2 separate regions of the Homo sapiens genome follow, and region 1 is linked to region 2. Evidence: chromatin loops called from intact Hi-C (ENCODE). Cell type or tissue: natural killer cell. All regions are shown on one strand. Links, peaks and the distances in the headings refer to the core of each region. The heading gives the core; the rest is flanking DNA.

The links. Hi-C counts contacts between places; a loop is a spot of excess contacts. Peaks named below come from ENCODE experiments on the same cell type or tissue, not always from the same donor. Only the 100,000 strongest peaks of a DNase experiment are listed, where the experiment ranks them.
Region 1: it touches region 2 in a loop (4-fold over the local background); 3 of 110 quality-filtered maps call a loop at or near these places.

Annotation. Positions count from the first base shown.
Region 1 is chr5:157,024,194-157,027,112 of GRCh38, reverse strand. No RefSeq gene overlaps it. Among named protein-coding and RNA genes, the nearest start is that of HAVCR1, 33 kb to the left of the region's middle. In natural killer cell, for the core only: no CTCF peak of the experiment used is centred there; a DNase peak (open chromatin) is centred at 1,602; H3K27ac peaks cover 2,263 bases.
Region 2 is chr5:157,252,419-157,255,337 of GRCh38, reverse strand. It overlaps ITK (IL2 inducible T cell kinase), which reads right to left. Exons shown (of 17, transcript NM_005546.4): 17 at 153-2,731. The coding sequence ends at 2,660. Among named protein-coding and RNA genes, the nearest start is that of CYFIP2, 12 kb to the left of the region's middle. RefSeq lists enhancers at 1,853-1,902, 2,293-2,352. In natural killer cell, for the core only: CTCF peaks have their summits at 1,505 and 1,709 (motif pointing left); DNase peaks (open chromatin) are centred at 1,707, 2,037 and 2,417; H3K27ac peaks cover 2,500 bases.

The DNA of each region.
Region 1 (2,919 bases), core at 281-2,780, 230 kb after region 2:
GATGCGTAATACTCCAGGAATCTGGTTAGCTTTGCTTAACACATTTCCAAAACTTGTTTGAATGCATGAGTACAGTCACTAGTAGCATTCTGTGCAGTACAATGTATGGGGGCTTAGGAGTTTAGGGTAGTATACAGGATTAGGGATAGGACTTGAGTCTAATCCTAACTCTTAGCAGTTACACTGGATGACATTAGAGCAAATGGTTCTTTACGTCTACATTTTCTTCATCTGTAGATGTAATAATTTCCATATCAACTATGATGTACAGTGCTAATTCCAATGAAATGTTACATGTGAGAAGTCTTTGAAATGTAAAAAACACTACAGATACTGAAGCAGTTTGGAGAATTAAAAAACACTACGAAAACACAGCTTGGTAAATAATTTTTTTTTTCTTTTGAGACAGAGTCTGGCTCTGTCATCCAGGCTAGAGTGTAGTGGCAGAATCTTGGCTCACTGCAACCTCTGCCTCTCGGGCTCAAGCAATTCTCCTGCCTCAGCCACCTGAGTAGCTGGGATAGCCACCATGTCCACTTAATTTTTGTATTTTTAGTAGAGACAGGGTTCCACCATATTGGCCAGGGTGGTCTTGAACTCCTGATGTCAAGTGATCTGCCTGCTCAGCCTCCCAAAGTATTGGAATTGCAGGTGTGAGCCACCGTGCCTGGCCAGGGCTTAGCAAATAATTTCAATGGTGTTACACCTATAAGTCTCTTGCTGTATGGTATCTTTTAAAATAACATTTCTTTTTTGAAACAGTTGATATTGGGTAATTTGGCCATCATCATATACTGTAGAAAAAAATTGTCAAGTGAAAGGGAGAATAGGTAAGAAGGAAGAAAGGGGAGGAATTTAGTGAATATGAATTATTTTCCTTTAGATATATTAGTCTTGTAGATCGCAATGAATTTTTTAAATTACTATTTAAGATATTGTTGAGATTCCATTACCTCCAATCAGTCTTGGGACATTAGAACAGTGGTATAATTAAGACTGTATGTTTAAATTGAGAAATTTTGCACAACTTTAACAAGTAGCAGAACTAATTGTTCACTGATGGCTTTAAAGATGAAATAATTCTGTGAATACATGAAACTGTGAGGGACTCTTCGTGGTTGTCTAGGTTTATTTATATGCATACTCATTAATAAAAGTTTTTTTTTGTTTGTCTCTTGAAAACAAAACAGCTTTGTTTTAACAAAACAGCAATGGAACAAATTTGAAAACCGACTCGATATTTTCTCTGGCTCATCATTTAGTTTGGGTCAGCCATCTTCAACTTGCTGTGAGCTCTAGTCAAAGTGGATCAAATTTGTGGCAAGTCACACAGGTGTCAGGTGCTCTTCAGGAAACAACCCTGAACTCCAGGTTCTAAGGAGCTTAGTAGGGAAGAAATACAAAACCTATCACTTCTGATACTGATTATTACTAAGAGAAAGAATCTTGTGATAGAGACTGGCTTCTCAACTATGGCATTTGGGGACAGAAATCTCTGTTGTAGGGGGCTGTCCTGTGCATTGTAAGGTGTTTGGCGTCATCCCTGGCCTCCACCCACTAGATGCCAGTCACATCCTCCAGTGGTGACAACTGACAATGTCCCTGCGGGCACAGTTGAGAACCACTGAGGTAGAGGGTGTTTGTTGGGGGGTAGGAAGTGGTGTAGCTTTAGCTGGTTGGTCAGCGGCTGCTTCTAGGAAAGAGGTGACATTTAAGTTGAAACCAAGAAAAATGTGTAGGTGGCAGCCACATGAAAATCTAGTGGAAGGAAAACAAATGCAAAGGCTGTGGGGCAGCAGGAAGCTTGTGTATTAAAAGAGAGGATGTTGTGTTCCAATGAGTAAAAAACTAGTGAGTGAGGAGAGATGAAGAGAAGCAAGGCTGAAGAGATGTGCAAGGGGTCTGGCCAGGTGCTGGATGAAAAGGAATCTACAGGCCAGGCACAGTGGCTCACACCTGTAATCCCAGCACTTTAGGGGGCCAAGGCTGGAGGATCACTTGAGCCCAGGAGTTCAAGGCCAGCCTGGGCAACAAAGTGAGCCTCCATCTTATTAAAAATTTAAAAAAGAAAGGAAAAGGGCTCTATGAAGATGTCTGTTTGGAAAAGAGTCCCAATCTTAGAAAACCACTTTTGCATATTAAAAGCTAAACCTGCTACCCATCACCAAATTCTATGTTAACATTCACTAACATGCTTCAGTGACACTATTCTAAGTCAGGTATAGCTCGAGAGTCAGGTTTGTTGGGAGGACAGAAGGATATAGGCAGGGGAAAAAGAGGGGGAGAAGGGAACCTCTTGGCAGCAAGGGGCTTTCCACAGGGCTGTGAGACACCCCCAGGCCTTGCAAGAGGGGTTGTGAAAAAAGAGGGAACTGGCACCAACGTTTGGCTCTAATTGGTTTGGGCCCAAAATTGCTGCTTTGGGAGGCAGTAGTGGGGTGGTACAGGAGCTGATTTTATCCAGTCCACAAATGGATTTTTAAAATAGTTTTTTGATGTATATTTTTTAAGATGCATCAAACCCATGATTTAATGGGTATTGATTAGGATGAATAAAATGTTAAAGTTAATTAATCTAAAATAACTTGAGTGAGTAATAGCAAAAAAGCAATGTGAATACGGCAAAGGTTATGTAGATGCCTGAAGTCGGAGAGTCAATAGATCAAAATCAGCTGGGAGCTTGTTAAAATACACATTTCTTGGCCCTATTTCTAGACATTCTGGTTTAGCAATACAGATGTGACCTGAGAATTTTTGTTTGTTTAAATGACAGAATACAAGCTGCTATAAAATATTTTACATTTCAATAAAAGCATTCAGACTTCATGAAAGAACATGTGGAAATAAGAGCATACGATCATCCTTTACTTCTACTTATTTCAGATGTAAATCTCAGGAAATGAACCCAAAGTCTTTCTT
Region 2 (2,919 bases), core at 323-2,822:
GAACCATAGGAACGTTTGATATTTACTTGTTGAATGAATGTTGTTCAATGATATGTAATCTTTAATTGTCTGTGGAAAATGAAACAATGTAACCATTTTTACTTAAGGAAAAGTTCTGAGAGTTTGCGATTTAAATAAATATGGAACCGAGGCCCTATGCACCATATTTATTAAAATGCAGCTTTAATATTGCTATATTCAACTTTTAACTCTGTGTGCTCTACAAAGGATAACAGGTATTTGTAACATTTTTATTTTGAACACTAGCAGTGACTGTACATTAATAAATATGCATCTGATCCAAATATAAATACATAGTCTCAAAAGGTACAAAATGCAAAATCTACGAAATAAAACTAGAACCAAAACTCTGTATAAGGGAGTTCTCTACAAACACAGGGGACCATTTAAAAAATGTGAGAAGAGAAAAACCAGGCAGGAAGCCCATTTTGCGGGATAGGGCACCAGGAGGTGAAGAATGTACACATGTACAGTTGAGGATTAGATGAATCTGAGCTTGAAAAAGGTAATACCATGCACAGGGGAATTTTCTAAACCAAACCACAGAGATCAGTCAATTCCAATGTTTTCTTTCTAGACTGAATGTTCCAGAAATCATCTCTAATTAAGGATCCCAAAAGATAATGTACAAAATTCTAAAAAGTAAACAGAGATAATTTTGGATAAGCTGAGTAAAATCATCTTCTGAATGACAGAGTTTTATCTTGAGGCTCTCCACTTCACAATAATTATAATTAAAAATTATGCATCTGAATCTCAAGCCAGTCAAAACGTCACATGATTTAGAAAGAGCCAATTGCAACACCATCCTCTCTTATATCAGGGAATGTCCCTCCTCATGAAGTGTTCAAGAAGACTACAGCTGAAAGTTGGAATGATAATTAAAGGAAGAACTCATACTTCTACAGAAGAATCTTTTAAAGTTGCTTTGAAGCTCGTCTATAAATGGCTTCAAGCAACATGACTGGTTGGTTGTGAGAATTAAAGGGTCATTAACTGAATAACTCCAAAGTCATTAACATGACCAAGGTAAGGATACAGAATAGGAAAAGGAAAATCCTATTCCAAGTTGGAGGGCCATGCCATCAACCACAGTGGTCTGTGCCAGAGCAACACTATTCGCTAGTGGTTCTATACTGACTTCTTTACTGGCTTTCCATCTTTGTATTTATTCCCTCTGCAATCCGTTTCATTTTCAGTAGAAGCCAGTGTCGAATAGGAATAAAGAATCTGTGTATTGCGGTCAGACAGATTTGGGCTAGAATACCAGCTCTAGACTTTCTAGTTCCATCACTTTGGGCAGATGTCTTGGCTTTTTAAAGCCTCAGTTACATTATTTGTAAAATGGGAATAATAATATTACCTCATGGGGATGTGAACCCAGGGTGAACAGAGATTTTGCAGGGAAGTCTCCTAGCTCAGTACATATTCACCTTGCATATAGAAGTGCTCAAGCCAGAGTAGGCACTCTCATGCCTCTTGGAAGCACCCCAGTCAGTGCCTGACTGTTTCCATCCTGATGGTTTGAGCAAAAACAGACTCTTTATTTCTCTCCTAGAATTTTAGGAGACTTGGAGTCTCAACCTTAAAATTGCTCAACCCTAGGGCCTAAACAAGTTTCAATTGCTCGCCAAGGGAACATTGACCAACACAATGCTGCCCTCTGTTGATGAGGATCGGATAGTGCAGAGAGGGGGGGCTGATTCCCAGAGGCTGGAAAAAAGGATGTTTTTCAGAAGTAATCATTTCTTCTCAGGATGCTGGTGGAAGCATTCTGTGCAGAAGAGGAGGCATAGTCACCTGCACAGCTTGGTATAAAAGATGAGCTTGGTATAAAAGAAGAGACCTAAGATCTCTTCTTGCACCACATGGTTCTCCACCGTCAGAGGTTCTCTTGTTCTGGTGCAGACATCAGATACCCAATGCTCCAAGCATGGGACCTGAACTGTTCACCCCAATCCATCCAATGGGTCTCGCCATGCTCCCTTCAAGGAGAGAGGTAGCAGCATACTCTGTAAAACCTCATAAAGCTGCTTCTCAGAATATCCGGCCTCCTGTGTGAGCAGCTGCTCTATCATTCTCTACGGCAGGAAGCTGTGGCTGACAGCATCACAGCAACAGAGCACACTCACTCTAATCTTACTTAACTCACCAGTTTTCTTGGAAAAAGACTCATGCTCTTTGTTCCCCTTGCCTCCATATCCTGGGATACTGTGTTGTTGGGTCAAATAAAAAGTCCCTGGAACCATAAACTTTAGATTCATGTTAAAAATAACAATAAAAATAGCAATCTGGGTCTTACTCATGTCTCTCTCTGTTGCTAAGAAGTGCAAGAATGCTGTCTGAAAGCTGTCAGGTTGAGGTTTGTGCACCACATGTGACAAGAGGCTAGAGGAAGGGCAGAGACATCACTCCTGTTCTGGCTCAGCTCCCAGCTTGGTGGCTGACCCTCCAGCTGTGGCTTGACTGCCAGCTGTGGTCAGGATGCTGCTTCCATGGTGACTCAGGGACTGATGCCACAGGCCAGGCTGCCTCTGGAGGGTCCTGGGCTGGTGGCAGCTTCTAATGCTCTATGGAATGAGGACATATCCTTCCTCCATTCAGGATCTGCAGCCCGTGGCCTGGTACTCAGTCTCTACTAAAGTCCTGATTCTGCAATTTCAGCCAGTTGACGCAGCAGTCTGGAGAAGGCTGGCCGATCTTCTGGTCTCTGGAGAGGGAAAAAAGAACTCTGTAAGTTCCTTGTACTTATGCGTCATAGGTAAATCCAAAACAAACCAGAATTTAATAGCAGCATCCCCTGTGGATTTTTGTATGTGCTTCCATGTTGACTGTATTCCATATACATTGTCCTAGTTGTTAACAGCAGGTATTCTGGAATCCAAGGGACTAGTGTTT